Linked DNA regions of Homo sapiens: all the other regions are linked to region 1. A link is an interaction called in ENCODE POLR2A ChIA-PET data of the cell type or tissue named here. Cell type or tissue: PC-3. All regions are shown on one strand. Links, peaks and the distances in the headings refer to the core of each region. The heading gives the core; the rest is flanking DNA.

Evidence for each region. Peaks named below come from ENCODE experiments on the same cell type or tissue, not always from the same donor. Only the 100,000 strongest peaks of a DNase experiment are listed, where the experiment ranks them.
Region 2: POLR2A ChIA-PET joins it to region 1 with 9 read pairs; 1 of 35 experiments calls an interaction of 5 or more read pairs at or near these places.
Region 3: POLR2A ChIA-PET joins it to region 1 with 7 read pairs; 1 of 35 experiments calls an interaction of 5 or more read pairs at or near these places.

The regions. Positions count from the first base shown.
Region 1 is chr14:59,240,372-59,251,004 of GRCh38, forward strand. All of the region lies in intron 1 of DAAM1 (dishevelled associated activator of morphogenesis 1), which reads left to right. Among named protein-coding and RNA genes, the nearest start is that of DAAM1, 57 kb to the left of the region's middle. RefSeq lists a silencer at 100-179. In PC-3, for the core only: no CTCF peak of the experiment used is centred there; DNase peaks (open chromatin) are centred at 4,400 and 6,430; H3K4me3 peaks cover 353 bases; H3K27ac peaks cover 2,636 bases.
Region 2 is chr14:58,815,710-58,826,342 of GRCh38, forward strand. No RefSeq gene overlaps it. Among named protein-coding and RNA genes, the nearest start is that of LINC01500, 7.3 kb to the right of the region's middle. In PC-3, for the core only: no CTCF peak of the experiment used is centred there; a DNase peak (open chromatin) is centred at 5,892; H3K27me3 peaks cover 4,045 bases.
Region 3 is chr14:59,357,228-59,367,860 of GRCh38, forward strand. It overlaps DAAM1 (dishevelled associated activator of morphogenesis 1), which reads left to right. Exons shown (of 25, transcript NM_001270520.2): 21 at 2,170-2,277; 22 at 3,575-3,635; 23 at 6,424-6,555; 24 at 10,202-10,372. Among named protein-coding and RNA genes, the nearest start is that of GPR135, 100 kb to the right of the region's middle. In PC-3, for the core only: CTCF peaks have their summits at 3,755, 4,527 and 4,749; DNase peaks (open chromatin) are centred at 4,144, 5,504, 6,424 and 6,764; H3K4me3 peaks cover 3,220 bases; H3K27ac peaks cover 4,592 bases.

The sequences.
Region 1 (10,633 bases), core at 1,349-9,348:
TCCCATCTCATTTAGTCAAGTGGACCATGAATCAGGGTTCTTCAAATCTTTATGGGACAGAAATCCCATTGGAATTGGCTTAAAGGGGAAAAAAGTTCATTGAATCACTCAATGGAAAGTTCAAGGGGTATTTGACTGAGGCCCAGTATATCTAGTAGTTAAATGATGTCATCAAAACCTCCTCACTCCCCATCTCCCTTGTCCCATCTCTCAGTTCTGCTTTTATCTATGCTGGCTTCATTTTGGGGTAGCTTCTGACACATGGTGGAAAAAGCAACTATTGTAAATTTCTGGTATTATATGGTGCTTATATGTCATGATTCCAGGCAAAAAAGAGGCACCCTCTCATCTGCGGCATCCAGCCACATAAAGATCTCTGGTCGTCTTTGTGTTGTGTGCCATCCCTAGATCAGTCACTGTCCAGGGGATGGAGTGACTTGATTGGCGAAGCCAATGCCATGTGTCCATCTCTGGATGGAGAGGCAGAACCATTTGGTTAACCACTTTACTGAATCACATGGTGAAGGAGATGGACTAGTTCCCATAGGTATGCGAAGTAGGCAAATAGGTAAGAGACATGTCCATTAGAGCTAGTGATCAGAGTTCCCAAAGACAGATACAGCTGGCTGTAATATTTTACTGTGTGTGTGTATATGTGTGTACATGCATATGTGCTTCAAAGATGTCTTCAGTATGTTATGGTTGTGTATTACTTTAATCTCAGTGTGCTTCTGCTGAGGCCTGTGGTGTACTGCAGGCGGAATGAGAACTTCCTGAAATCATATACTGCATTTTGTATGTATGTAGAGGAAAAACATTTTTTTGAGTTATTGTTATACAATATGTTCTCTCCAATAAAATTACTAGGGGATTTTTACTTTATAAAATTCTGCAAGGTCTGGCTTGTCTTCTGCAAAGTGTTGGGAAAACTTTAGAAAAGGTCCTTTCACAACTATTTTTGGAACATCAGCCATATGGTTCAGATACTTCCTATTTCTTCCAGTGGGACCTCTTTCCGAATTAAGTAGAGTGAAAAGGAAAACATTGGTTTTTGAGACTTGGCTAAAATTATCTGTGTTTTTTAAAGTTTGAACTAATTACTTTGTGGGAGCTTTTGTGTTTGTAGTTGATAGCTTACCAGTTGTGGTGCATGCTAGTATAAACAAAGGGTAGAAGAAACTAGCTGTTTACATATTTCTTGTTATTTCTTCTGCATGAGGAACTTCTATTGTGTACTGCCATTTTGCTCCTTAATTCTGCTCTACTGCACCCAATTCAAACATCGGAAGCAGAAGGAAGAGCTTCCCTGTGTCTTCTAATTATATTATTTAACTTATCAAAGATCAAATTGGTTTACTCAGCACTGGATAGAAACAATTGGGCTATGACACTCTTTTTAAGAGGGATAAATCATGTGACCTTCGTTCTAGACTTGGGAGTTACGTGTAGACTTTTATACTAATCCTAGATCCGGGGCTTATTTCTTCTGGCTTTCTTAAATCACAAACTGTCTCTCTCTCTCTCTCTTTTTTTTCCCCCTCTTCCTCAAAATTTGTTGTTACCTATACAAGGATATGATGCTGTAAGGATTAAATTGCTCAAATCAAGGCAGGAACAATGTGCTTCTAAAATGGATTATCTTTTATTTCATTAGGTGTTAAAACTGGAAGAGACCTTGAAGATTCTCATCCTGCCTCTTTAAGGATAAACAGGTTCAAACAGGCTATGTATCTTAACTAAAGTCACAGAGCTACTAAGAGGAACAGAGTTGGGACTAGAGCCTAGGTTTTCCTTTAGACTAGTAATATTTTTTTCCAGCTATCCCACATTTTCTCAGGAAAAAATTTAACAAATTATCCCAAAAGCTTTATTTTCTTTATGATAGATCTCAAATATAATCTCTCTAAAGGCAAGAACCAAATTGGTCTTTTCCATTATTATATGCCTAGTAGCAGTGTTAGAAGCAGCAGCAGGGGTAGAATAATAATAATAGTAACAACAACAACAACAGACATGGGCACATGTCACAACCAGAGATGGGCACATAGCATTGGCTTTGCCAATCAAGTCACTCCATCCCCTGGACAGTGACTGATCTCTTATAGAAGAGCTTACTATGGCCAGACATTATTATTTGTACTTTACAGATATTTATTTAATCTGAACAAAAACGCTGTGTGCTGGGTACTATTATTATTATTCTTTGAGACAGAGTCTCGCTCTATCCCCCAGGCTGGAGTGCAGTGGCGTGATCTCGGCTCACTGCAAGCTCTGCCTCCCGGGTTCACGCCATTCTCCTGCCTAAGCCTCCTGAGTAGCTGGGACTACAGGCACCCGCCACCACGCCTGGCTAATTTTTTGTATTTTTAGTAGAAACAGGGTTTCACCGTGTTAGCCAGGATGGTCTCGATCTCTTGACCTCGTGATCTGCCTCGGCCTCCCAAAGTGCTGGGATTACAGGTGTGAGCCACCGTGCCCAGCCGCTGGGTACTATTATTATTTTCATTTTACAGATGAGAAAATTGGGCTGCCAGAATATAGAGCCTAGAAATATATGTAGAAGGTACTCAGTAAATATTTGATGAAAGAACGAATCCTTGAAGTTCAAAGCACTTTCATATTCATTATATAATGTGATGACAATAAGGGATGGTATTTTTCTGAGGACACCGCAGCTCAGAGATTTTAAGGAGACTCACCAAAGTTAGGGGGATAGTTAGTGGTAGGGCTGGGAACTACTTTGATCCTGGGCTGTGACCTTGTTAGTGTCATCGGTGGATTCCTATAAAAGCACATCCAAAAGGTAAGTGGCTAGGGAAATTCAGAGTCCAGGCAGTATCTGGTTTTGTATTTACCGACAGATCAGCCATTCCAGCTTTCTTCACTGCTTTGTGTAGGTCCAGATTTCTGTTTGGTCTCAATTTCTTTCTGCCTGAAGAACTTTCTTTAAAGAGTGTTGGACTTTGTTCTGGTGCACAGATCCTTTTTAGACTGCCTTTAAGCTTTTTCTAGAGCAGCCTGAGTCTAGGACCCTTTTGAATACTCTTCCTGATGTTTATGTATTACAAGGTTCTTCTACTCAGGCTGGTGGAAATGCCAGTCATTTCCAGCCCTGAGTGAGCCCCACATCCATGTGCAGATCAGTACTCAGCCTATAATTTGAGGTGACTCCTTTACAGATATCAAGAGCTATGGCTGCCTCTGATTCTCTGAACTTTTATCTCTGATCCCTCAATTCAACAAGACCCTTGAACTTGGTTTGGATTTCCTCTTTCTGCACAACAGCCTGGAGTAAGGGCAATCCTAGGGTTTGCCTTACTGGATGTTTCCTTTCTCTCAGCAATCACTGGTCTGTAGTACCTTTGTCCAGTGACTGAATACAGCTGTTTCATATATTTTGCCTGTTTATTAATTATTTGTAGTGGGAGAACAATTCCTATAGTAGTTAGTCCTTCATGGAATGGAAGTGGAAATCTGGCATCTTGTTTGAAGTTCCAAACATTAGCATCCCAGGGATACCTGTATGTCCCTGTTTCTCAAGAGCACAGATATCACCCTCTGCTTCCTTTTACTTCTTTCTATTTGATGCTCCCTATTTAAGGGAACATGGAAGTTACTGGTAGACTAAATTGCTATTTGATATGGTTTGGCTGTGTCCCCACTCAAATGTCATCTTGAATTGTAGCTCCCATAGTTCCCATGTGTTGGGGGAGGGTCCCAGTGGGAGATAATTGAATCATGGGGGTGATTTCCGCTTTCACTTGGCTCTCTAATTCTCTCTTGCCCGCCACCATGTAAGACATGCCTTTCATCTTCTGCCATGATTGTGAGGCCTCCCCAGCTATGTGGCACTGTGAGTCCACTAAACCTATTTTTTTTTTTTTAATAAATTGCCCAGTCTTGGTTATGTCTTTATCAGCAGCCAGAAAACAGACTAGTACACTATTTGAAGCAAGCAGAATATTCACTCTTGCTTGTTGAAGATGAGATGGAAAAACAGACCACCCCCTCTACAACATACACTCACTCCCATGCTGTTTCTTTTCTCACATAGCTCCTGGAATGCTGAGATGGCTTGAGAAGCCGGGGGTGTATGTGGATGTGAACTGATTATAAGCTCTGTGAGGGCAAAGCACACATCTCTTTTGTTCATCCTTATATACCAAGAATGAACAGGGGAGTGGACACCACTGCCTTCTTGAATGAATGAATGGAAATATACAAATTAGTACACACATGCAGAATTGTGAATCTGGGAGTGTGTGTTGGGGGCAGGGAGAGATTCTTAACTGCCTGTCAATTGTACCTTTTTGAGGAAAAACCAGTTTGACAGCTGTGTGAATGTGTACGTGTGGTGTGTGTGTGTATTTAGGTTGGTGAAGTATCTGGCATCACTGTCCTGGTTGCTTTTCCAGTATGAGCAAGTGCAGTTGTTAACAGCATGTTTTTCCACAAAGGGACTGGCTTTTACGTGACACTACCCAGTGAGGTGGGGCAGTGTTTTTAAGAGGAGTATCCATAAAGGCTAGTAGCCAGGTTAGCAAGAACATTTGTCACAGCTCTGCTTGCTGGTGATGAGTAGGAGGAGAACCAGTGAAGACTGGCTGTCCTGGTTGATAATTTTTGTGGAATGGAAAGTGGCACCTGTAAGATAACTGATGATCTCAGGGAAGGGAAAAGGACGGGGGGGCCAGGGGAAAGGTGATGTATGTAGAAATCATGAAATGAATGTATAGGAGTTAAGCATTTTTTCTACTGTGTCTTCACGTGGATCAAATGCATCCTTCAAATGCAAAGACTAATTTTCCTCCCTTTGTTATTTTGGGGTCTCTTTTGATGTCATACCACCTCTTATTTTGGCATTAACTTTCATGTCCTTTGCCTTTATCATTTGTGATCAGCTGCTGTGTTTCCATTTGGTGCCCTTTTGTAATTTATACTTTCAATACTGTATTGCTTGCTTGTTTAAGTTTGGGTCAGAAGCCATGAATGTGACAGGATACAATGTATTGCTATTTCAGTAGCTTTAGAATCTTCCTTTAAGTAGCAGGACCTTGAGATTACCAAGTGAATTTATTCCTGTGGAGTCAAACTTTCTAATAAATATCCAACAAAATATTACCTAATTAGACACTTTTAGTCTTTTATATAATATTCCTAGGGCCACCACCCAGCAAGTAGATGTTCTAAAGATAAGGATAGTAATATCTACTTCTGTAGCAAAAAAAATACAATGGATTTAAGAAAATTCTAAATTATACCATTTAGGTGAAAGTGAGCACCTGGCATTCTGTCACTAAGCAATGAATTGGGGTGACATTAATGTACAGAATTGTCTCTAGTGAATGGTTTGGTAGCTTTTCCCCCATCGCCCCATTGTAAATTGATGACAAATTTAAAAGAAGAAAGTCATTGCTCATATTAGTGTTGTACAGTTGAACAGATTGTTTTCATTTTGAGGACTAACAATTGTAGAGTTGAGTGTAGTAAAGTGGAAAATTGCAGAAATGAAAGCATTCTATAAACCATTCTTTAATTACTTTCAGAGCATAGCTATTCATTGACAGTGGCCTGTGTTTCTAGAAAGACAAAATGAGACGCTGAAGAACTCATTGCTTATCTCTGATTAATTGAGATAATTAATGGACTTAAAGTGCATTGAAAGTGCCTAGCATGTTGAAGAGGGTTGATAAATTAAAGTTATTTAAATTATTTTTCAAATTTACCATTTAGCCATTTTTCTGTGTACAGTTCAAAGCATATTCACATTGTTGTGAAACATACCTTGAGAATTTTTCATCTTGCAAAACTGAAACTCCATACCCACTAAACAAAAATTCCCCATTTCCTGCTCCCCTGTCCCCTGGTAACCACCACTCTACTTTGTTTCTGTGTATTTGAGTACTTTAGATACCTCATATAAATGGAATCATACGGTATTTGTCTTTTTGTGTCTGGCTTATTTCACTCAGCATAATGTCTTCAACATTTACCCATGTAGCATGTGACAAGTTTTCCTTCCTTTTTAAGGCTGAATAATATCCCATTGTATGTATATACCACATTTTATTTATTTATCTATTGATGACATTTGGGTTCCTTCCACCTCTCTGCTATTGTGAATAATGCTGTGATAAACATGGGCATGCAAATATCTGTTCAAAACCCTGCTTTTAATTCTTTTGGATATATTCCCAGAAGTATGGTTGCTGGAGCATGCAGAATTATATTATTAATTTTTTGAGAAACCACCATACTGTTTTCCATAATGGTTGTTCCACTTCATAATCCCAGCAACTGTACAGGGTTCCAGTTTCTCCACATCCTTGCCAACGCTTGTTATTTTCTGGTTTTTTGTTTTGATAGTAGTCATCTTAATGGATGTGAGAAGATATATTATTGTGGTTTTGACTTGCGTTGCTCTAATGATTAGTAATGCTGAGTGTCTTTTTATACGCATGTTGGTCATTTGTATGTCATCTTTGGAGAAATGTCTAGTCAAGTCCTTTGCTCATTTTTTAATGGAGTTATTTGGTTTTTTGTTGTTGGATTGTAGGGGTTCTGGATATTAATTCCTTAGCAGAAATAATTTTCAAATCCAATGTCATAAAATTTTTATGTATATTTTCTTTCATAAGTTTTATAGTTTGGGGTCTTATGTTTAAGTCTTTAATCCATTTTAAGTTAATTTTTATGTATGATGTAAGATAAGGGTCCAGCCTCATTCTTTTGCATGCAGATATTCAGGTTTCCCAGCACCATTTGTCGAAGAGACCCCTTTCGCCATTAAATGGTCTAGTCTCCCTTGTCAAAGATCATTTAATCATATATTTGAGAGTTTGTTTCTGGGCTCTCTGTTCTATTCCATTGGTCTCTATGTCTGTCTTTATGCTAGTACCATGCTGTTTTGATTACTGTACTTTTGTACTGTTTTGAAATCAGAAAGTACAAGACCTCCAGCTTTGTTCTTCTTTTTCAAGATTGTTTTGGCTATTCAAAATCCTTGAGATTCCATATGCCTTCCTGGATGGATTTTTCTGTTTCTGCCAAAGATGCCGTTGGGATTTTGATAGGGATTGCTTTCAATCTGTAGATTGCTTTAGATAGTGTTGTCATCGTAACAATATTGTCTTCCAGTCTATGAATATGGGATGTTATTTGTATCTTCTTTAATTACTTTCAGAAATGTTTTTTAGTTTTCAGTGTACAAGCTTTTCACCTTCTTGGTTGAAAGTTAATTTAATTTTTAAAAAGACTAGTTTTACAAACAAATAATAGCTAAACCACTCTAAACTTTCAGCGACAGGTTGATAATTAAGGAGAAAAAATGTAATCCAAGCTCATGTTAAAAAAAAAAAACAAGGAATTACAATGAAAGCAATTTCCATTTCCTTCTCTAGAAGGAGCCACTCTTAATGGGTTTTGGTATCTTATTTTATCACATGCTCAATAATTTCTTTGCATGTTTAAACAAGTATATCCATTTTACATTTATCATATACCATGTTGTGCAACTTGGATGGTTATTTAATATTGTTACTCCTTTAACATACCAGAAAAGATTTTTTAATTGAGTGTACCCTAAATCATTTAAGCAGTACTGTATTGAAAGCTTCCCGTATTTAGCCACTGATGACTTTTGCCTGTTTAACAATATTCCTCAGAATCTGAAGTCTAAATATTAACTTCTGTCCAAATACTCTGGCTTGGTAAGTGAGTAGGAGTAATAATTTAAAATAGAACTTTCCATGTTATTTCACTTAGAAAAAATTTTGCAAGAGAGGCAGTCTCTTTAGTGTTTAGTTGTCTTGAATTATCCAATAAAGCAATTAGTGTTCACACCTAATTATTTAGAAAATTACAGAGTTGGGTGGAGAGGACATGTTGGGTAGTATCAGCTTCCTTCACATTTCCCTCTTGATGACTGTGGAATGATGTTTTGTTTTGTTTTGTTTTGTTTTGTTTTGTTTTGTTTTGTTTTGTTTGACTCAGGCTTAAGTAAAGAGTGTAGTAATCCACTTACAGTAATTAAAATTCAGTAAAGATCTTTCTTTGCTTATTGTTTGTCTCCTGCAGCTTCAGAAGTGTTTGTTTAGCTATGTGAATAACTTCCCAAGGATATTTAGCACATGGAGAGGAATCCCCAGTGAGAAAACACACTCTTTCTTGCCGCCGCTGGTAATTTCTGTTTTGGTTGATGATTAGCTTTGTTTAATGAAAAGAGATTATATATGTGACCAGTTTACACACTCAACACATGTGCTTTTGTGTTCTTGGCTGCTAGTCTTATAATTTCCTCTACCCCTTCTCCATCCTCAAGGTCTGTGCATTATTTTTATTTTGTATAGGGCAAGCAGGTTTAAAGTGCAGATTAAAAGGAAACTCCTTTGTTTTCCTGAGAGTCCATCCCTCATTTTTTTGTTTTGTTTTGAGATGGAGTCTCGCTCTGTCGCCCAGGCTGGAGTGCAGTGGTGCGATCTCGGCTCACTGCAACTTCCGCCTGCCTCCCGGGTTCACGCCATTCTCCTGCCTCAGCCTCCCAAGTAGCTGGGACTACAGGCGCCCACCACCACGCCCGGCTAATTTTTTGTATTTTTGGTAGAGACGGGGTTTCACCGTGTTAGCCAGGATGGTCTCGATCTCCTGACCTCGTGATCCGTCTGCCTCGGCCTCCGAAAGTGCTGGGATTACAGGCGTGAGCCACCGCGCCTGGCCCATCCCTCAGTTTTGTACTTCTTCAAGGCTCTACTTTTGTGTGGCTTCCTCTTACCTGGAAATGACATCATTACCCAGTTCTTCCTAGGTCATTCTGGAAGTCACTTGTAATTCAATTGCCAAAGGAGCCTATTAACACAGCAGAACAAATTCCTGGCATCTTAGGTATTTTCCCAAAGCTTCATAGGCATGTTCCATTGGCATCCTTGTCCTGGGAGCCCTGTGTACTTATGTTCTAGAAGTCTGTAACAATTTCAGAAAAATCCATTGTTCTTTTCCAGTGGATATTTGCTTCCAAAATAATGGCAATTTTATTTCACTGGGACAGATACCACGAAACTGCTAATCATTTTGCTGTTCTCAAAATCATTGACTTCCTTTTCAGCTGTCTGTAATGAATATTAAGTGGCCATATTTGAGGGAATTAGGTTGCAACTAAGTAAACTTGGGAAGTGTATTCAGGAAGTAATTAGAGTTCTTATAGGACTATTGTTAGCATTCAGACCTCAATTTCATAATATTTCTTGATAAAAATCATAACTTCATTCTCATTCTCAAGACCATCTCTTTCCCCTTGTAAATTCAGTCACCATTTTTCATTTTATTCCATAAACAGTGTGATGACTTTTTTATTCACTGATAAGGAGGACCCCAAACATTTTACCCTTTAAAGATAGAACTTCAGGAGCATGTACTTGAGAAAATTACTGGAAACCAGCTTTAAAATTGCTGCAGCCACACATTCAGTGTCTTAAGTAGGATAAAATGTGGCTTATATGCACTTTTTTTTACAGTACCTGGAAGTAGAGGAGAGTTTTGGAAATTATATTGAATTCAGTCTTACAAAAATATAAACTTTAAATATATTTGATTGCATCTTTAAAATGTACCAAGTAGTAAGTTTCATTCATTTATGAACATACTAAAATCTCTTGTTCTTGGGTATATTTGTGATACCCCTATGATTTCTGATCCACAATAGAACTATAATTGAAACAAAGTCCAATAAAAGAAAAAATTAGTAGAACTCCCCATGTTCTCTTCTAACTGGCCCTGAGACCGTTTGAAGAACTTCTGACATAACGGCTTTAGTGAACTACAGAGTCTCTTAAAATTACATCTGGGAACATACAGAATTTAAAACAAAACAAATCATTGTTTAAAAGTTTGTCCCATTGTTATCCCTGTAGCTGGTCCCTGCAACCTTGGGAACATTCTTCCTCTCTGTATTTCATGAAGTTTGCATCTAACATTACATTGAAGTTTTTAAATTTGTTGGCTAACATAGAAAAACTTTTAAATGGACTATTTTTGTGGATGTACAAATGAGTAAAATACTGACAGTGAAACCGTCTGCATTTATGGGCATGGGTTTCAAGTATGCACAAAAAGCAAGCTGTAATTTTAAATGAAAGAGGCAATATAACAACTAAGGAGTTATTGAGGTGTATACTTAGAGTTTTAATGGGGTTATTGAGAAGGCTTGCAAACATCCTTTTTTCAGTAGGATACTGTCACCTGCATCATGCACTCAGGAGAGTTCATTAGCCACTTGAAAATCCATATAGATTCCACAGAGACAAACTTAGGTACATATGGAAATAATAGTTAACATTTATTGAGCATCTTGTGCGTGCTAAGCACTTGGTTAAATACCTCAGCTGTCTTTCAGTTAATACTTGAAACAATTCTGGAAGTATATGCATCCCGTATATAGGTAGGTACATACATATTGCTACAAATACAGTTTTTAAACATAATGGTGCTACATGTATATTGTTATAAACCTTTCTTTCTTCTCTGTCTTTTATTCTGAATATGTTCATTTTTTTCATGTCAGTCCCATGGACCTAGTACTTTCTTTGTAACCCTGGGCATAGGGTTCTTTAGCACTATTTCTCAAACTTTGCTGCACATT
Region 2 (10,633 bases), core at 922-8,921, 430 kb before region 1:
TCACCCAAATATTGATAATAATTACTTCTGCTTCACATGGAAAGAATTTATTTAAATATCTGTAATGGAAAGACCGTTATTATTGGTATTACAACTTTACAGTGAGTACATCAAAATGTAGATATGACATTCATAAACTGTGTTTGCAAAAAGCTGTATCTGTCTCCTGCATAGTACACAGGACCCTGGGCTAGTATTGCTGCTCATCTGTTCTTCATAGAAATAGGGAGAAGTTATTACTAGAGAATAATTAAACCCACAGAAACGTCCAAATGTTGGCAGGCTGCAGCCATCCCCAACACCGCACAACAGCCTGTTATGATCAGCGAAATCCAATAGCCGGAGCTTTGAGCCTGAGGGGGTAAATAGCATAATGAATTTTCTTTACCCTGTCATTACTCCTCTCCTGGCTTTCCTAGATTACAGTCACAAGCAGGTCACAGAGCATTTATGCACACTTCGTGCAAAGTGCTTTGGAGTGGAGGCTGGGTCTTGGTCTAACTGGTGGTGATCAATGTATCATTGCGAGGAATGAAAAGCTGCTTCTGACCCTTGCCAGCTACATCACTGGGAAGCCCTGTGCTAGCACAAGCCCATTGCCCCATATTTCCTCTTTGGGTTTTTCCTTTTCTGTTCTCCTTGCCTTCCCCTATTTGCTTGCTCTGGTGGTCTTCTGTCTCCTGAATCAAAATCTCTTTGTTCTTTATCACGTGAGACATGTTTGTTGCTCCAATTAAGATGATTTTATTTCATAGGTAATGTCAGATCACCTCCAAGGGAATGTTTGAGTAGCCGCCTACTGTAGTGAGGACCTCAGCTGAGGCTTACTTGTATTCACAGCAATGGGTTGCCCTGTCTGTTTGCAGGGGCTAAGGAGATCTTGTGAGAAATACCCCTAGGGAGCAAGGACTTTTCTATCAAAGCCTTACTTGTCAGAGGGAAAGAGAAAGACTGAGTCTAGCCCTAGGGCTGTTATGAGACTGGAATCATAGCTTAGCTCCTGGAAGCATGTTTGGGCCTGGAGGAGAGAGAGAGCTGCAAGTAAAAATCATGCCATTATGTTCTGTGACAAATTAGGGCTCAGTGACATACTGTTTAGGGACCCATCCAGCAAAGTGTAACACAGAGGCGGCGAGCCCCCTCCCCCGCAGGAGAACCGTAGTGCCCAGAGCAACTTGGGGCCACAGCACTCTGCCCTGTCTGCCAAGGGGCCACCAGCAGAGGCCTGCTATGCCTCTGGAACTGCAGAGCTCAGCCAAACAGGATGGCAATCCCTGGGGCAGTCCGAGTGCCACTGGAATATTCCTGAATTAATGGATAATATACCTTTGCCCTTGTCTGACACATGTGGTCCATCTTGGATACTTAGTTCTTTCCTCCATGTATTGTGAGTCCTTGGCCAGGAGGGCTGAGCTAATTTCCTTAAGGAGGGCTTCTGGATTTCCCAGGTGAATGCTGCATCCTGATCTTAGCTTAAAGCAGGAATAAGAATAGTTTTTCCTTATAACACAGATGAAGTCTAAAATTGGACCAGCTTTCCAATAGCCTGTTTTCTAATAAAAAAGTTTGTTTTCGGTGGGGCGCAGTGGCTCACGCCTGTAATCTCAGCACTTTGAGAGGCCAAGGCGGGCGGATCACGAGGTCAGGAGATCTAGACCATCCCGGCCAACATGGTGAAACCCTGTCTCTACTAAAATATTTTAAAAATTTAGCTGGGCATGGTGGCAGCTTGCACCTGTAGTCCCAGTTACTCAGGAGGCTGAGGCAGGGGAATCGCTTGAACCTGGGAGGTGGAGGTTGCAAGGAGCCAAGATCGCGCCACTGCACTCCAGCCTGGGCGACAGAGCAAGACTCTGTCTCAAAAAAAAAAAAAAAAAAGTTTATTTTCAAGAAATAGCTTTTGGGATTTAACATTTCTTAAGTAGATTCCCTGGGAAGAAAACCTGAAGGAAAATTTAGGAGACATTAATGTCCTTAAGATAGAAAAACACTGGGTAGAAAAGAAAGTGATGAAAAGAATGTTATGCTTAGCCAAGTCAGCCATTTGAGACAAAACTCCTCTTGTTTAAATTGCAAACTATCTATTTTGGCCAATGAATGTAGTCTTAAAGCATATTCTTAATTTCAGAAGCCTTTGTTACAAGAAAGCCAAATAATCGGGCTTTACAGTTTCAGAGCACTTTTCCTGTTTTAAAATGGCTTTGAGTTCAGAAGATGAATCATGTAATTTTGTAAGAATTCCTTATAATGTAGTATGAAATTATGCTCACATGCTCTGAAGTGTTTCTAAATAGCTCTGGCCACATCTTGGATATTCACTGTCTGAGAATGTATAATTTAAGAAATCATAACAAGATGGCAGAATTTCATTCTAAAGGATTTTCAAGGCATTGATCTCCACTCACTTCAATGTTGTTTAAGTTCTTTTCTAAGACAGCTCTCAGCTCCTGCTACCTTCACCCCCAAAACCACAATTTTCAGAACTCTCAGGATGGGTTCTTCCAACTTGGGATGGTGGTCTGTAGCATTGTAAAGAAGGAGTTGATTCATTGAATTCTTTCCTCTTATTCAATGCCATGAATTTAGGGCCTGCCTTCTGTTCGATATTTGTTCTCAGCTTGCTGTCAGTTCCCTGCTAAGTGATTATTATGACCTTAGCTTAAGGCAGGTGGACTGACCCACCTTTCAAAAAATTTCACAAAATTTGGTGTATTTCTGGAAGGTGGGAATATTTTAGGAGGGATTTTAAATCAGAATCTTAAAGAGGTTTGTAACATTAAAAAGTGGAGAAACCAAGGAATTAAGGAATGTGCTTATTGGGCAGACATCTTGAGGACTCTAGGCTAAAGAGAAATAATGATGAAATAAATGGTGATGTGATGGATAATTTGAGGCCTGGGAATGTTGATCAACACCCTTTAAATTCTACTATCTACAAGGCTGGTTTTGTTTGTGAGTTTTTCCAAGCAGCTAACAATTTTTTTCTTTCTCTTTCATATGAATCAGTGCTTTGGGTTTCTTAATTCATGTTTTGCTTGTAGGTATACTTCTCTTACAGGAGTTGTTTCGGTCCAGAGAAGTTGCATGCAGATGAATATGTGATAAATTGAGTACTGCTTTAACTTCTTGAGGTTGGCAGATTTTTAAAGAATTTGTGTGTGTGTGTGTGTGTGAAACCTTTGTAAAGTGAAGTATGACCAAATAATTCGTTTACTTGGAAAATCCAAATTTTTCATATATCAACTCTACTTAAAATGGGGAGATCTTTCATAGTGCAGTCTGCACTGAACCACAGCTTTTATCTGTGAAGTCAGGGAGGGAGTCAGATTCCCTGTCCTTTCCCACACTGCAGCTGCTTCTGAATATGGTACTTATTTTCTACTTGGACATTGATTACAGTAGAACCATGTGTCTATAGAATTAATTTATAAAAAGAGAAACCTGTTCAAAAAGGAAGTTATTGGAGACTTAGAATTGCTAGATTTTTATTTTTATTTTTGGGGGAGGAAAGAATAAAAAAGCCCACAATTCTCAGCGAACAAGATAGGTCCCTTAGTGTCATTGTAATTTTAATATTTTTAATTTCTTTATGGAGGAAATGAACATTTAGAAACAGAAGTCTCATGATATTCAACATGTTCTTTAATTTTTAAAGTTGATTTTAAAAAATACATATATGTGTTTCTGGATTATATTTGGATATATAAATATTTATGTACTCTGTTCCACTTTTTCTTTTGTCACTATTGTTTATCCTCACAGAGCATTGCAGGCACCAGCCTTCATGTGGGCCAGGCTGCGGCAAGAGTAGGGACAGCACCATGGGCTGGAGAAAGAGTGTAAATGACAACCCAAGTGTGCACAGTCCATCCGGTGCTGTTGGCTGTGTGGGTTTGGGTGGGTTTGCCTTGGATGCAGGGAAGGGGGTGGAGGAGGGTGAGAGCAAGCCCCAGAATCAGTACAGCATGAATGTCATTGGAGCAATAAAATGGGGAAAGGATGGAAAGAGCTAAGTTAAAGAAAATAAAGGACAAAATACATGAGAGACAATCATGAAGTATAAAGGGGAGGAAGGCATAGGCACTAAAGTGGAGGGAGTGGGATGGTAAGTCAGAAATACTACAGTTGGTACCACTCATCTGTGGTTGCTTCCATTTCATCATCAGAGGAGGCTGGGGTAAGGTGTGGTGGCGCAGAGAAACAGGCTTAGGCTGTAAAAGGGATGAGAGAGATACAGGGGAAGAGAGGAAGTGAGGGGAGTAGAAAGTACTGTAAATGAGGGCAAAAGGTAGGATCTGAAGGGAGGGGCTGGCCTCTGTTTGCAGCATTAGGAATAGGAAGTGTTCACGTAAGACTGAGAGTGGAGGGTTGGCCTCAGAAAAAGTAGTTTTCTAGAGTGTTCTGCTTCTGCTTCCTAATTTGCTCTCTGCCACTGAGAACAGGAAGGCCTGAGAAGACCCTCCTTCACTCCCCCAGCAGAGGACGGTCTGGGTGGGAACAGTGAGGCTGAGGCAGGGCTGTCCTGCTGGTGGAGACACAGTCCCCCAGAGAGAGCCTGCGGTGTGGACAGACCATGGCTGTGGAGTTGGGCAGATCTGCCTCTGTGTGCTTCCTTGGTGACCTTGCCCAAGTAATTTAACTGTTCTAAGCTTCAGACTTTTTATCTATAAGGTGGAAATGAAAATATCTACCTTCCAAGGTTGCTGCTATAAATGAGATACGGGGCAACATGGTTAAACTGGATTCTTAATCTCCCCTCTGCCCCTTTTGGTAAATTGCCTAATGGATGTTGGGAATTCTTGCTCTGTTGGAATGCCCAGGGACAGCCACCAAGAAGCACATGGTTACCTGGGGACTGGAGTAGCCTTTGGTCCATCATGGGCCTGGTCCCAGTTTCACCTACTCTAGTGGTGACAGAACTTTTGCTATTGGGGAGGCATAGGCATCTCCAAGACAAGTGGCCTGCAGTGCCAAGGTGCCCAGGATGGCATCAAAGTGAGCAGTGTATGGCTTATGCATCTTTTTGGGTTAACCCCTGTTTAATTTTTCTACAATCCAAATGTATACAAAGATAAACATGGCCAATTGACTTCCAACTTTTAATTTTGACTGTAATAATTATATACTTTCTCTAAAAGATACCTGTAGACCTCTATGCCATCGAGTCAATTATAAATAACAGTGGAATAACTGAAAATTGCTTGCTGTTGGGGGGCCTGGAAACTTTGACTAGTACTCTTAAATTCTATAAGCTGGCCTTGCCTTCAGGTTCTTAAAATTAGCCCAGTTCTGTCTTTCTCTTTCATATGAGTAAATGAATTTTGGTGTCTTGAACTTCTGTTTCATCTGCGCGTGCACTTTTCTTCTCTTCAAGCTTAGGGTTGAGATTTCATTCATTTCCCTCTACTACTACACTCTTCGTTCATGTGCTCATGCTCATCTTCCTCCTTTTCAATTCTTAGTTACTAGATTTGGGCTCTTATCCACTCTGCTTTTCTGAGACTCGGTTTTTGGATCTGTAAAATGGAGCTAATATTACCTTTTTTTCCCCCAAGCTATTGTGAAGATTAAATGAAATGATGTAGTTGTTAAGCTACATAAAAGGCCCTCAACAAATAATAATCATGAACAAAAACATTGTAGAATGAGATTCTAAATATATTTATATTATTAATTTGCAAAAAGTGAGATAAGAGATGAAGCAGAAAAGGCAACTCAACTAAGATTGAGGAGTGTATGTGTATTCATTTGGAATATCTTGTCCCAAATACATTTTCTGAGAATTTTCCTCTTAACTATATTGTTGCTGGGGAAGCAGTCACCATGTGGCCGGTTCCTGGTCTGTAGGTAATTTTTTCAAGGATGGGCACCTGAACTAGACTAGGTCAGTGAGTCTATTCCTTGGAATCTTTGGAATTCATGAGGAAGTTAAGGAAGTGGGTTGAGAAGGAAAGAGAGCCAAGCGCAGTAGAGCAGCTAGAGTAGAGGAAAGAGGCAGCAAGGCTCCGGACAAGGCTTGAACCCCAGTTCCATCTGGTTCTGATGCCTGGCTATATTTCTGTCCTTGGGTTCCTTGAGGTACCCCTGTATCTTTGTAGTGATTATTCTCCCTTTTGCTTATACTAATTTGAGGTGAAGTTCTGTTGCTTGCAACTAAGGGCCCTAACTAATATAATGATCAACTAGATATAAAAATTTCTCAGGACCTCAAGAGCAGGGTAAACTGAATTATCTATAAGGTCTCTTTGATTTCTGTGATTTTATTTAATTTTAAATTTTTTTTTTTTTTGAGATGGAGTCTGACTCTGTCACCCAGGCTGGAGTGCAACGGCATGATCTTGGCTCACTGCAACCCATCATCATGGCCGGCTAATTTTTGTATTTTTGTAGAGTTGAGGTTTCACCATGTTGGCCAGACTGGTCTTGAACTCCTCACCTCAGGTGATCCACCTGCCTCAGCCTCCCAAAGTGCTAGGATTACAGGTGTGAGCCACCGCTTCCAGTCTTATTTTAATTTTTACATTTTTGAGACAGAGTCTTGCTATGTCACCTACTGGAGTGCAGTGGTGCCATCTTGGCTCACTCCAACCTCCACCTCCCAGGTTCAAGCGATTCTCCTGCTTCAGCCTCCCAAGTAGCTGGGATTGCAGGCATGGGCCACCATGCCTGGCTAATTTTTTGTATTTTTAGTAGAGACGGGGTTTCACCATGTTGGCCAGGCTAGTCTTGAGCTCTTGACACTAAGTGATCCACTGGCCTCAGCCTCCCAAAGTGCTGGGATTACAGGTGTGAGCCACCATACCTGGTCTGATTTCTGTGATTTTAAATGTGTGTGTGTGTGTGTGTGTGTGTGTGTGTGTGTGTGTGTGTGAAGAAAGTGATGGTAGGGTCTGGGCAATCACAAGGTTCTTTATCTGTTGCCAGATAAATGCAGAATAGACCACAAATGATAAATGAAACTAAAAAATGTAATTTTATGGACAGTAAACTGTTGAGGGGGTTGCAAGCTGCATACATGCTATGGTTACATAAGAATTAGCAACACAGCTTTTGATTACTTTCCTCGAGTTACTTTTTAGCTCTAGATGTTTAGGAGCACGGTGTAAAGGTGGCAGAGAAAGGTTTCAAATAATCATTCTAGGAAAACAAGGAAATACAATTGGGAATTGGTAAGTCTGATTCTCCAGAGTGAGATGATGCTAGCGTCATATGATTGTCCCTGAACCCTGAATCTAGGATAGCTCTTTTCAGATAATTTCTGAGAGATGAGGGGTGTCCTGCCTTTGAAATGGGAAGGACAGATGCCCTGCAGCTGTCCCTTCAGAAGGAAATGTGCCAGGTGCAAGATGCCATATTGGCCTCTTGACGATGACTTATGAGCTCTGAGCTTCAATTACCATGAGCTTGATGGAGATGTCATTTGTCATTGTTTCAGGGGATGTGCTTTGAAATATTTGAAAAAATAAAACTCAGCCTTATCTTATTAATTGTTTATTTTTAAGGGATCTTTGTGCTTATCACTTTAGATGGGTGACTTTTGTTGCCTTATCTATGCTCTGAAAGAATAGTTGACTATCTGCCTTTTAGCTGGGGTTAGCTTTCACTTAGTCTAAATTAACTCAGTTTTGCTCCCTACTACACATGAAAAAGCCACTAATTTACCAATAAGTACTGTTATGTTCAGCTGATAGGGTGGAGCCATCTGTCTATGGGGGTAATACTCTCTTCTCCCACAAGCTTTCTTGGGTAGTGGCTAAGAGCCCAGACTCTGTCACAGGACTGCCTGGGTTTAAATCCTAGCTGTGCCACTTATTTGTGTCACCTTAGACAAGTTACTTAATATATCCGTAGTTCCTAATTTATAATGTGAGGACAATGACCTCAACTGAATGGGTAAATATATGTCAAGCACTTCGAACAGTGCCTGGCACATGGCAAATGCTATGCAAATGTTTGGTAAGTGACTTATTTCTCCATTAGAATAAATTTAAAAATCAAGTCTTCTTCCTCCAACCAGAGATTGCCTAAAACCACACAAAGACAAAATTTGTTTGGTATCTGATGCTCATGTAAGAATGGATCCTGGCTGGGCAAGGTGGCTCACACCTGTAATTCCAGCACTTTCAGAGGCTGAGGTGGGTGGATCATGAGGTCAGGAGTTCGAGACCAGCCTGACCAACATGGTGAAACACCGTCTCTACTAAAAATACAAAAATTAGCTGGGCATGGTGGTGTGCACCTGTAATCCCAGCTACTCTGGAGGCTGAGGCAGGAGAATCGCTTGAACCTGGGAGGTGGAGGTTGCAGTGAGCCGAGATCCTGCCATTGCACTCCAGCCTGGGCGACAGAGTGAGACTCTGTCTTAAAAAAAAAAAAAAAAGAATGGATCCTGAAGAGATAGACTGCAGAATGTAATAAGGGAAGGAGGCCCCTTGAAAAAGGGCAGGGCTTTGAAACAGGAATCCTATAGGACAGTTTAGCCACAGACCATCCTTGTCTGGCAACCTTCTACTTCCAAGCAAGGAGCAGCAGGGCAGGTTGCGAGATCTGCCTCTTCTTCATAGTTCCTACTGTCATCTCTCTGGAATCCTACAAGCCAGGGTTTCCTAGGGAAACTCCCAGTCAGAACTGTGATGCTTTTTCCACTACAATGGCTCAATTGTAGAGTGGGTTGGAAATAGGCAGACTTCTGATTCTTCACAGCATGTTGATAGAGAATAGGCTTCAGGTAAAAGAAATTACCAATCATTTTTCATTATCCAAGGTATCACTCACCCACTCCAAGGAACACGACTGCGGCAGCTGTGAGGATGCCAAGCATCAGGCCCCAAACCATCTGGCAGATCAGAAGGGGCATTTTCTGGCTTGGGGAAGCTGACATTCAGTAAATTGTTAGTGCTGGCTCCCACAGTGATCAGCCTGGCTTCAGGCAATGGCAAGTTATGGTGGGCAAAATGAAGCCTTGATATACAGGTTGCACAATCTTAAGAGATTTTTGGTTTTTTTTGTTTTTGTTTTTTTGCATGGCATTTTCTTTCCCAAAAGGATGACTTGAGAAGCTTTTGTATACATTGTCTTGTTACATTGGTGGGTGACAATTTTCTATGGGTCTCTCATGTTTCTGCATGTCTTGTGAGCAAAGACACTGCCTACAGATAGCAGATATATTGTCTTTTCAAGAATATGTGTTTAGAGATAAGCCTGAAGTTACTGTCTCTCTCTTGAGCAAAGGGCAGGCATGCTTCGAATCTAATCTAATAAAGATAGTATCTTCCTCTGAAGAAAAAGGCAGATATGCTGATGCTATCCATTGTGAAAATTGTGGGCTTCCTCAGAGCAGGATCCCTCTCCTGTGATGCAACCCACGATGTGTGCAGATATTTATCATTCTCTCTTTAGATGGTCTCAAAATTGGAAGTCGGGGCTTGAGGACTGGCAGAGATTTTTGACCTGCATTCTTTCTAAGCTTATTGAGGTTGTGGAGCATATTCATAGCACCAGCGATTCAAACAACTGAATGTAATTCTCAATGGTGCATTCTAGCTGTATAGATCCAAAATCTTTTTTTTTTCTGCCAGCTTCCTGCTGTATGTCTTTTTATTTCTGTTCAAAAATGGAATATTTTGGTCAAGTTTCAAGATTTAATATGGGCCGGGCGCGGTGGCTCACGCCTGTAATCCCAGCACTTTGGGAGGCTGAGGCACGTGGATCACGAGGTCAGGAGATTGAGACCATCCTGGCTAACACGGTGAAACCCCGTCTCTACTAAAAATACAAAAATTAGCCGGGCGTGGTGGAGTGTGCCTGTAGTCTCAGCTACTCGGGAGGCTGAGGCAGGAGAATGGTGGGTGAACCTGGGAGGTGGAGGTTGCAGTGAGCCAAGATCGCGCCACTGCACTCCAGCCTGGGTGACAGAGTGAGACTCTGTCTCTTAAAAAAAAAAAAAAAAAAGATTTAATATGATAACTTGTACATTATTATGTCTTTCCTATAAAAAAATCTACTTCCCTTCCCTGAGATCCATCCTGGTTTTACTTTTCTCCCCCTCCAAGAAAGAGTTCAGCCTTTCTAAGGTTCCATTCCTGGACAACAGTTCCGCATTTGCTTAGTTCCATAAATAGTAAGTAACTGAATAGGGCCTTTTTAATCCTATCCAAGGTATGTCTGAATCCAAATCTTATGTGCTTTCTGCTACATCGTTCTGCCTTTCCATAATGAAAAGAGCAACCACAAATATTTATTGAAGATTCATTCTGGCCAGGCACTGAAATAAGAACTTCACTTGTATTCTCTTCCCTGATCCTTATAACAATTCCAATGGGGTAGATTCTGTTATTATCATTTTCACACAGATGAAAAAACTAAGGCTTAGAAAGTTATCTACTGTGTGCTAAGACAGCTAGTAACTGATGGGGACGAATGGGAACTCAAGTCTGTCTTCTTTTTTTTTTTTTTTTTGAGACGGGGTCTTGCTCTGTTAGCCAGGCTGGAGTGCAGTGGCGCGATCTCGCTCACTGCAAGCTCCGCCTCCTGGGTTCACGCCCTTCTCCTGCCTCAGCCTCCCGAGTAGCTGGGACTGCAGGCGCCCACCACCACGCCCGGCTAATTTTTTGTATTTTTAGTAGAGACGGGG
Region 3 (10,633 bases), core at 2,425-10,424, 120 kb after region 1:
ATGTCTGTCAATAGCAAAGCATTTCTTTTAAAAAGTGAAAAAAATAGGCTCACTCTTCCTTGTGATGGCGGCTGGCATTTTGCTCACTCCTTGTACCCCTTAGGTAAGAAGTCTCTCAATAGCAAAGCATTTCTTTTAAAAAATGAAAAAAATAGCCTCACTCTTTCTTGTGATGGTGGCTGGCATTTTGCTCACTCCTTGTACCCCTTAGGTAAGAATCACATGGGCAGATGACAGGTAGGTTCTGTGAAGAGCAAAATTGAAATGGAGGCTGGGTGCAGTGGCTCACACCTGTAATCCCAGCACTTTGGGAGGCCGAGGCCGGAAGATCATGAGGTCAGGAGATGGAGACCATCCTGGCTAACGTGGTGAAACCTCGTCTCTACTACAAATAGAAAAAGTTATCCAGGCGTGGTGTCATGCGCTTGTAGTCCCAGCTACTCAGGAGGCTGGAGCAGGAGAATCGCTTGAACCCAGAAGGCAGAGGTTGCAGTGAGCCCAGATCGCACCACTGTACTCCAGCCTGGGTGACAGAGCGAGACTCCATCTCAAAAGAGAAAAAAAAAAATGAAATGGAAGGATGCAGCTGAACATATGAAAAATAAGTGGCCAAAATTGTTGGCCACTGTTTTGCTTTGGTGGGCAATTGTTTTCTAACTATTGAGAGACTGTGAGAAAAATAAGGATTTAAGGATTGCATTGTTTCTATGAAATGCAAGGGTAAAGAAAATTGTTTGAAAACTCTGATTCATTTTGGTTAGAGGTGAGTTGGAATACTGGGGTTTAGCATTGTGAATTAGCAAACTGCCTAAATTATGGAAATGTTTTTTAAAGGAATGTATTTTTACCCTCCTAATTCTAACTTCAACAGATAAGTAGTTCTTGATCCTGGTTGCTTGATAAAATCAACAGGGAGTTTTAAAGAATGCCCATGCCTGACTCCACCTCATTCCAATTAAATGAATCTCTGGGGTTAGCCCAGGCATCTGGAGTCCAGGTGATTGTAATGCGTAGCAGTCAGTGACAATGGGATCAGACCAACACAGTGTTGCCTAATAGATACTGTTATCCTACTTGCTGGCCTTTTCCATCCAGGTCAGTCAGAGTTCAGCCCTGTCACCACCAGAGAGGGAGCTGGCACAACCAACTGTTTTAACTACTAAGAGTTATGCAGTTAGGAGCTGAAGTGTTGCTAAATTAGGAAGTGGATTCAGGGCTGCTAGGATATCACATGGTGGCAGTTATGGCCCACTTCCAGGTTCAGCCCAGAGAAAGGGGGCTTTCTAACTTTCTGACCACCCTTTGGGTGAAACCTTATTAAAAACTATCAGTAGGCCAGACACGGTGGCTCACACCTATAATCCCAGCACTTTGGGAGGCCGAGGCGGGTGGATCACCTGAGGTCAGGAGTTGGGGACCATCCTGACCAACATGGTGAAACCCTGTCTCTACTGAAAACATGAAAATTAGCCGGGCATGGTGGCTGGCGCCTGTAATCCCAGCTACTCGGGAGGCTGAGGCAGGATAATCACTTGAACCCAGGAGGCGGAGGTTGCAGTGAGCTGAGATTGCACCACTGCACTCCAGCCTGGGCAACAGACCCCATCTCAAAAAAAAAAAAAAAAGTATCAATAATTGTCATCAGTGAGTTGCTGCTCTGTACTTTAGACTTAAGAATAGCTGCCCTTTTCGGTGGAATAAACATCCCTCACTCTCCACCCCACCCCACTCCACTCCACCCAAGCCTACTAGTTATAAACCTGCAGGGCACACCCCATTTTAGGGTGGATCCACTGGGAAGGTAAACTTGAGCTTGTCTCCACTGGCAGTGGTTCAGATTCACTTAGATCACCCATCACATTACCCAGATTTTGAAAGATGCTCATTATGGGCCACAAATGTAATTCTTATCCTCTTTTTAGAAATTGTGTGCTTTTTGACATATATCTATGCAATCCCCATGGAGGCTCTCCCATTATTCCTGTCTCTTGAGAATCCCTGCCTTACATGATCCTCCAAATTTTGAAGTTAATGCAGGTAATATAGCATTATTGTGGGTTCTACCATTTGAGCATATAAATCATATGCAGATATTAACTATTCATATATTTATGTAGTTTAAATGAAAATAATTTGAATGTTTAATACTCTTCCCTTCTTCAATTGTAGAAACATTACCCTTTTGCACTATCTCATCACTATTGTGGAAAATAAGTACCCCAGTGTTCTCAATCTAAATGAAGAATTGCGAGATATTCCTCAAGCTGCGAAAGTAAAGTAAGTACTTACAGTGAGTGTTAGTTTCTTAAATCACTTGGATTGTGTGTTAGCCATTGAGGTAGTTTGCACTGCATGAAGTCAGTCCTTCTATTTGTTTTCCCCTGATCATTGTATGAAATAAAGTTTGAATCTCATCCAAGTCACTCAAATGTATTACAAGGTTTTGAATATATGTTTGTTCTAGCTTCTTTGGAATACTGCATGCAATTTTTAACTTTCATACTTTTAAAGGGCAGGTGTTTTAAATACAGGTAGGAGCACCTTAGTTAAATAAAGATGCATGGCTAAGCAAATAGAAGACCTAAGTGTCAGAACATTGCAATAATTTTCACATATGCACACATACTCCCAGAAACCAAGGCGGCTCTTTAATGGGAAGCATTCTTTATGCAAATGAAGAAACTAAAAATAAAATGGAAAGTTGCCAAACTTTTACCACAAACTTCACACCACGTTTCAGAGACTGAGAAGCAGGCAATTTTCCTTGCTGTTTTTCCCTCCCTCTTTTGGCTCTTTTTTTAAAACATAAACTGCATCTTTTTGCAGTGAATTTGAAAAGTATAATGAGCAGGCTCATTTTTTCCCTCTGTTCATGGAATCTGGTGGAAATATACTAAATAAGGCATGAAATTAAATGAAGTATTGGTGAGTTTCTTTATATGTTGTAAATTATCTGGGAGAATTAAGTTTCAATCTCTAATGTTTAAAAGCCATGAAATAGAAAGTGTTGTGTATGGGAGAAGCCCAAGAACCTTTCTCTATTAAAAAAAAGATGAAAATAAAAACTAGTTAATACAACTTTAAGAAAAATCATTTTTGATTGCAACTTAAGCCATTACCTTGTAATAGTCATATTATTGGGGCCTTAGTGAAAAGCAGAACACTGATTATACAGAGTACAATGTGAACATGATTGCAGATGAACTTGTTTTCTTTCTGTTTTCAAAGGGAGCCAAGTATGGCAAGAGATTTATTTCTACATGAAGTAATTTGCTGAAGTGAGATTTTTTTGAGTTTGAAACATAAAATATTTTTGTACAGATGGAAGATATTTCTATTCTATTTTTAACCTGTAAAATATACCTGCTGGCTACAGAAAACAAACATAATTTTATACCTACATTTCATGAGTTTAAAATACTGTTGTCTTTCTTTGAGATCTGAGCATGGAAGGGAATTTTAAACATTTAAATTAAAATAGGATGGACTTCCAAGCGTGAAATATTTAAACCCATCTTATATTTAATATGTGTAAGTCACATGTTGATTGCTAAAACATTGCTATTTACAACAGCATGACTGAGCTGGACAAAGAAATAAGTACCTTGAGAAGTGGCTTGAAAGCAGTAGAGACAGTGAGTATTTTTTTGTTGTTGTTCTAATTCCTGGTCTCTTCACTATCTCTAGTGCTGGTGGTTTTCAGCAGATGGGTTGTGTTGGCATGTGGTATGCCCGGGATAAACATTTATTGATTAAAAAATAAGAACCACCACCACAAGAAGCAAAGGCAGGTTATGTTCAGCCTGGCAACTTGATTGCAGGCAGCAGGGGTCGTGGATAAGTCACTGCAGCAGGAACTGGAAACTGGACCTAGTGTGCCACCAATTTATCTGTAAGGCAGGATTCATCAGGATGAGTGGGCTGGGCTAGATGATCTTCAGGGACGCTCTCAGTTTCCAAGTGCTGCTAATATATGGTGTTCACTTTCGGTAGAGCAGTAGAACTTCTCTGTAGAACTTCTCAGTTGTTTTTGACTTGGTCCTTTGGGGAGTATTTACTAAGCAGACAGTGTAGTACATGCTCTAGCTGAGGGTCACGATGACTCAGAATCCTTGTCCTCCAGGTGTTGCAATAATCGGAGCAGCCACTTCCCTCAGCCTGGCCGCATCCAGATAAGCAGAGTGATTACGGAGGTGCCTTAAGGAAGCAGCGGGTTGAGGGTGCTTTGGAGGCATGAGGAACAATTGGCCCCTATTGGAGGAAGCTTCTCTTTTGGAAAAGAAGTTGTTTGAGCTATGGCTTAAGAGGGTAGGGTAAACTTAGGTGCATAGAGGGAGGTTATCCCAGGCATACAAGACAACCTGGGCCCAGGCCTCTGAGGAAGGAAAACCAGTCAGGCTGGCAGACTGGACCTGGTAGGATGAAACGTGCCTGTTGGCACAGTGCCCTGCGGGTACTCTGCAGATGCAGCTGCCAGCGAGAGAGGGGGCAGGGATGAGAACAGGCTGGCAGAGTAGCGTCCCTGGTGTCTGTGCTCAAAGCAGCCATAGCTTGGGCCTGCTCTGGGTGAAGGAGACGGATTTGCAGGCAGCTTGGAAAGGTGCCTCTCATAAGTATCCTTCAGATCATTTATCAGTAATGCTGTGAGGACTCTCCCTTCTTTTCGTTTTTGAATCACAAAACTGCCATAGAAAGTAGTTGAATTAATTAAAGACATACCTCTAATAAAAATTAAAGTCACAATGTCTAATTTTTTTTTCAATAAATTAAGGAGCATGTGAGGTTTTTTTCCTTTTTTTTTTTTTTTAATGTAGGGAGTAGGGGGCAGTATTAAAAAAAAAATTCTACTGATTGAACTTTTTCTCCCAGCCCCAGAGGGTCCATGGTCATTATGATGGCCCTAAAGCCTGGCTCTGACCCCTGCTTCTGAGCCAGGTCAGAGCAAGGCCTGGGGTGGAGGCTTCTGGGGAAATTTTGTGTTGTTGCTTTATTAAAGGATAGTTTTGCTGAAATCACTCTATCCCTTGGGTCATATACACTGCATCACACTTTTTATAGGAGAGGGGCTATAGAAGCCTCCCCTACCCTTGGAGGTGACGTAGTATTGTAAGAAAATAGTGGGGGCAGAGCTTCGCCTGGCCAAATATATATGTGTTCTAATTGTGCTTTACACAAATTAATTATATTGTTTGAAGGTATCAAAGATGAATATTTATGAAATTATACATTAATGAAACACTTTCAAATGCCTTTCCCGTCCCCACACTGAACACAGATACACTCACTTTCCAAGCTAAAGTACTGGAATCATGGCAATTTCTTCCAATCAGTGCCAGCTCCATAATTGATGAGTTTTCACTTCCGTTATTTCATTTGAGTGTAGTGATGATGTGGATGTTGCCCTCTTACAAAAAAAAAAAAAAAAATCAATAAACTGAGGCCCAGAGCAACATGCCATGGTTAAGAACCAAATCAGTGGTAGAGCTGAGTCAGAACTGATAAACTGTGATGACTACGCTCCTGCTTGTGAAGATCTCTGCCAATGCAAGAAAATAAGGGAGAATCCAGTTTAAGTCAATTGGTATACAACATAGTTATTACCAAGACTCTGGAGTCAGGCAGGCCTGAGTTCAAATTCTGGCTCTGTCACTGGTCAGCACTACTTCAGGGCAAGTAATATAGCCCTCCAAACCTTAATTTATATGTTTGTATAATGGGAATAGTGATCCCTCACTCATAGGGATGTTGTGAACTTTAAATAAGAATGTGCATCTGGCAATGATTAAATTAACCATTAACATTAGATTTGAATCATCTGCGTTCATTGCTGTGATAATGGAAATATGGATAATTAACAAGAGACTAATTCCCCTACAGGCCTGTTCACAAAAACCAATATGGTATGGACAAGAGAAAAATGGTACATTATGGTGCCAAATGCTACAGCCAAAATTCTACTACCCATATCCCACAGTTTAAGAAGTAAATAGACTTGGCTGAGAGGGAAAGAAAAAAATCAAGGCACCACAATTCTAAGCATGGAATATTGACAAGCAGAGTCTCTTGTTTTCACTCACAAACCCTTAAAATTCAGTTTGCCCCCATTATTTGTTTAACTTCTATTAATTTTATCCAAATGCAAATCTGCTTGCTTTCTAAAGCCTGAAAGAGAAATCACATAGATCAAGTACTTAGATTGTTGGTAAATTGCTATTTGCAAATATGCGTGTGCACATGGGCATGGCTTTGGCATGGTGGGAGGAAGGGCAGGGGCACTAGAGTATAACAAAATGTTTTAGAACAAGTTTTGATGTGTTTGCCATTCTGATTTATTAAATTTAAGGCATGTGAAATATGAGACGAGGTGTGTCTCATGTCTGTATTTGAAGCCTGCATTGACATTATTCATTTCCTGTGTTTAAGGAGCTGGAATATCAGAAGTCTCAGCCCCCACAGCCCGGAGATAAGTTTGTGTCTGTTGTCAGCCAGTTCATCACAGTAGCCAGCTTCAGCTTCTCTGATGTTGAAGACCTTCTAGCAGAAGCTAAAGACCTGGTAAGTTTCCCCCTTGTGCACTGAGTGTTGTTTGACCGGGCTGGGCTTCAGTGTGATACTTTCAGTTATTATTCTGTACGGGAAATAGCAGGAGTGAGATCCAAACTTCGTGGTGCAGGAAATAAAGTAGTAGATAATTACTTTCCAGATTCCATTGTTTTGCATGACATAGGTGTATTTTCATTTCCAAGACTGTGATTAATCTGAACACACCCTTTTTGTCTGACTGGCCTATGTTGCCTTTAGGTTAGCAAGACCTTGAAGGCTCTGAATGGTATAAGACCAGCAAATACTTTGACAGTTTTCTCTTGGTTGAAACTGGCTTGAAGTACTTATCTCTGGGAACCAGAAAAGAGTAGATGATGAAAACCAGGGGCAGCATCAAATGTGCAATCAGGTGTTACTAAAGCCATGTGCCTAAATTACCTCTATGTTGTAATATGCTCATCTGAGATACAGCCTTGGAGGACAGGATACTACCTGTATAAATCTCCAGCAGAACTCGCTAAAAGAGATGCATTTTAATTCACAGTCTCATTACAAGAGGTTTTTTTTTTTTTCAGTAAGACATTTATTTTTATGATTTCTGCTATTTCACATTTTGTGTTCCCTTGGAAGAGAAATTTTTGTTGGTTAATAACCACCACCTCTTAGCTCCCTCAGCTTCACCTCACTCCTCTCTATCTCAGGTTGTTTCCTCTTCCAAAATGCATTCACATTCATATACAAGACAGGTACACAGTCTCTCATTTTCTATCCTCTTCTCATTCTTTATAAATGATATTAACACTCTTCCCCACCCCATTGGTTCTTTTACTCTACCCATCTCTCAGTTGCCACAACACTCTGAGTCTTTTGTTTCGAAACTTCTGTAAATGGATGTTATTTTTCTCTGGTCACCTGTTTGGTTGTAGATATGGATGATTGTTTATGTAAATGTACACACATACCAGTTAAAGTTCAAAAGTAGGCTGTTCACATGCATTAGCTAATCTCAGCATTAAACCTTCTTTCTAACCTTATAAAATAAATGGCAATATATGTTCAAATGGCTGCTGTCAGAGGTCCAACCTCTGATATCCCACAGTGGAAATCAGTCAACTCATGTCAGCAACCACCATTCAGACCTCCACTGTGAAAGCCCCCATCCATGTTTTATGTATGCCTCACCACTTTAGAGTTTGTGCTTCATAAAGGAAGAGACTCCCCCTGTTCTGATATCCCACCTGAGCAATATAGCACCTACTTCATCAAGGGGCTCAAACATTTTTGTGTGTGAACTGGCTGTTGTCAGCTTGTTCATCACAGTAGCCAGCATCGCGCTTCTCTGATGTTGAAGATCTTCTAGCAGAACATAAAGACCTGGTAAATTTTCCCCTTGCACACTGACTGGGGTGTGTGTGTGTAGGGGGTGGAACTTTAATCTGGGCCTGGTTTTCTTTAGATTTCTAAGATTTTGATATACATGACGTCATGATCACTAGAATTCCTTGATAAAAAGATCACTCAGGATGGCTTGAAGTATGTGAACTTGAATGTTTTAGAAATCCAGTTGTAGACTGGCTATTGCTATTTTGTTCATACCAGAACTTTTATAAGTTAGCATATAAAACCATGGAGCAAGCTAGAACACTATATATGGCGTCTGAAGAATGTTATGTTTTTGCCCAAAGAACTCTTTTCTAATAGAATATTTCCAAATAAGTAAACATTGAAAACAACTCCTCAGTGAAGACAGAAATGGTAAAAAGGACACTTTTGTTACAAGTTTAAAGATATGAAATAGTAACTGTAAAATATATATAAATATAAGCCAATACTTGTTTTATTTAAAAATAAATGTTGAAAATATTTAAGGTAGATGGTATTACTGAGATATCAGAAGAATCTAACAATATAACAAAGGCAAGTAAAGCAATAAAAAAACCAATTATAAGCTGTTTGGGGGCACTGCATAAACACAGCATGGTCTAAATATGAAGAAAACTTAAAATCTGGAAAATGTTAAGTAGTTGATTGGGCGTAGGGAAAAATGTATTTGACTTTGAAGCTAGGAACACTATCCTTAGTAGCTTAGGAGTAATAACATTAGATCCTTACAGAAGGAAGTATAATTTTAACAAACAATTTGACATTGAATATTATTTGGGTAGTTATAATAATGCTAAGACTATTGAAAACATACTATCTTGAGTTATGGAGATAACCCCTGGAAGAACTAAAAAGAGACTGGATATACTATTGTTACTGTATACATATATTTTTATTTAACTTTAAAAATTTCTTGGTATTTTGCATTTTGGCCATTTAAAAAGATTGACACTGGGGCATGGTGGCATGTACCTATAGTCCCAGCTACTCAGGAGGCTGTGGCAGGATCACTTGTGCCTAGGTGTTTGAGTCCAGCCTGGGCAATGTAACATTGCAATACCCCATATCTTTTTAAAAAAAAATTTTTTTTAAAGATTGGCATTGAAAGGGGTTCTAAAGCAAAGAATTTGGAATAAAATTGTATTCTCAGTCATACACTTTGGGTTGCATTAAAGATTCCATACTCAGTTGCTGTTTTCTCACTGAGACCCTGAAAATATCTTAACAATAGCAGCATTATTTGTGATTGGGAAAAGCAGCTAAGAGGCACTGGCTCCCATTTGCTTTCTATATTGACCATATGGCACCAGTAAATGATATTAAACTACTTCAAAGACAAGTTAAAAGTACAAGTTTCCCTCCCCCTGCTGAGTTTGCTATTAGTTTTATGTCTAGGGTGCTATACCCTACAATATTTTGTTTTTACTACTGTTTAGTTAATAAAAAGTCATAGGAGGTCATCATACATGTTAAGCTCAAATGAGGTAGACAGGAATAAATGGTTTCAAAAGCTGAGGAGTATTACAATTTTTACTTTAGAAATGATTAATAGACATGTTCAGCAGCTGAAGATAAATATAGGCTCACTAAAATCCATCAGTTATATTTGACTCAGCCGGGTGCAGCGGCACATGCCTATAGTCCCAGCTACTCGTGAGGCTTAAGAGGAAGGATTGCCCAGGAGTTTTTGGCTGTATTTTGCTGTGATCATACCTCTGAATAGCCACTAAACTCCAACCTGGGTAACATGTAAGACCCCATCTATTAAAAAAAAAAAAAACTAATAACATATGCATTCCAGCCTGGGCAACATGTAAGACCCCATCTCTTAAAACAAAACAACAAAAAAAAACTGCCGGGTGTGGTGGCTGAAACCTGTAATCCCAGCACTTTGGGAGGCCAAGGTGGGCAGATCACCTGAGGTCAGAAGTTGAGACCAGCCCGGCCAACATGGCAAAATCCTGACTCTACTAAAAATACAAAAATTAGCCAGGCATGGTGGTTTGTGCCTGTAATCCCAGCTACTTGGGAGGTTGAGGCTGGAGAATCGCTTGAACCCGAGAGACAGAGGTTGCAGTGAGCTGGGATCATGCCACTGCACTCCAGCCTGGGTGATGGCGAAACTCCATCTCCAAAAGAAAGAAAGAAATAAAAATAAATGAGCAAACAAAACTTACGTTTGACTCAATCTGGGCTTTGGTCTTTCTCAAGTTATTTATATTTGATTGTGGAATTCTCATGAAACATTGACTTCTTAAAACCATCTTTTTCCTAGTTTACTAAAGCAGTGAAGCACTTTGGGGAAGAGGCTGGCAAAATACAACCAGATGAGTTCTTTGGCATTTTTGATCAATTTCTTCAAGCTGTGTCAGAAGCCAAACAAGAAAACGAAAATATGAGAAAGAAAAAGGAGGAAGAAGAACGTCGAGCTCGCATGGAAGCTCAGGTGAGAGGATGATTAATTGACCAATTCCACCTCCTAGAAGTTCTATGACTGCAGCCCAGTCAAAGGTATTTAGAGAGCACTCTGACCTGGCAGGAAGGAAGGCTTCAATGTACTCTCTAGAATGCTGTGGGACTTTACATTGGTGTTGTTTCTCTTGGGCTATTTAACAGTGTATATTCAAAGCCTTAAAAAAAAAATCTATCCACATCCTTTGCTCTGGAATTCCATTTCTTAGCAATTATTTTAAAGAAATAATCATAA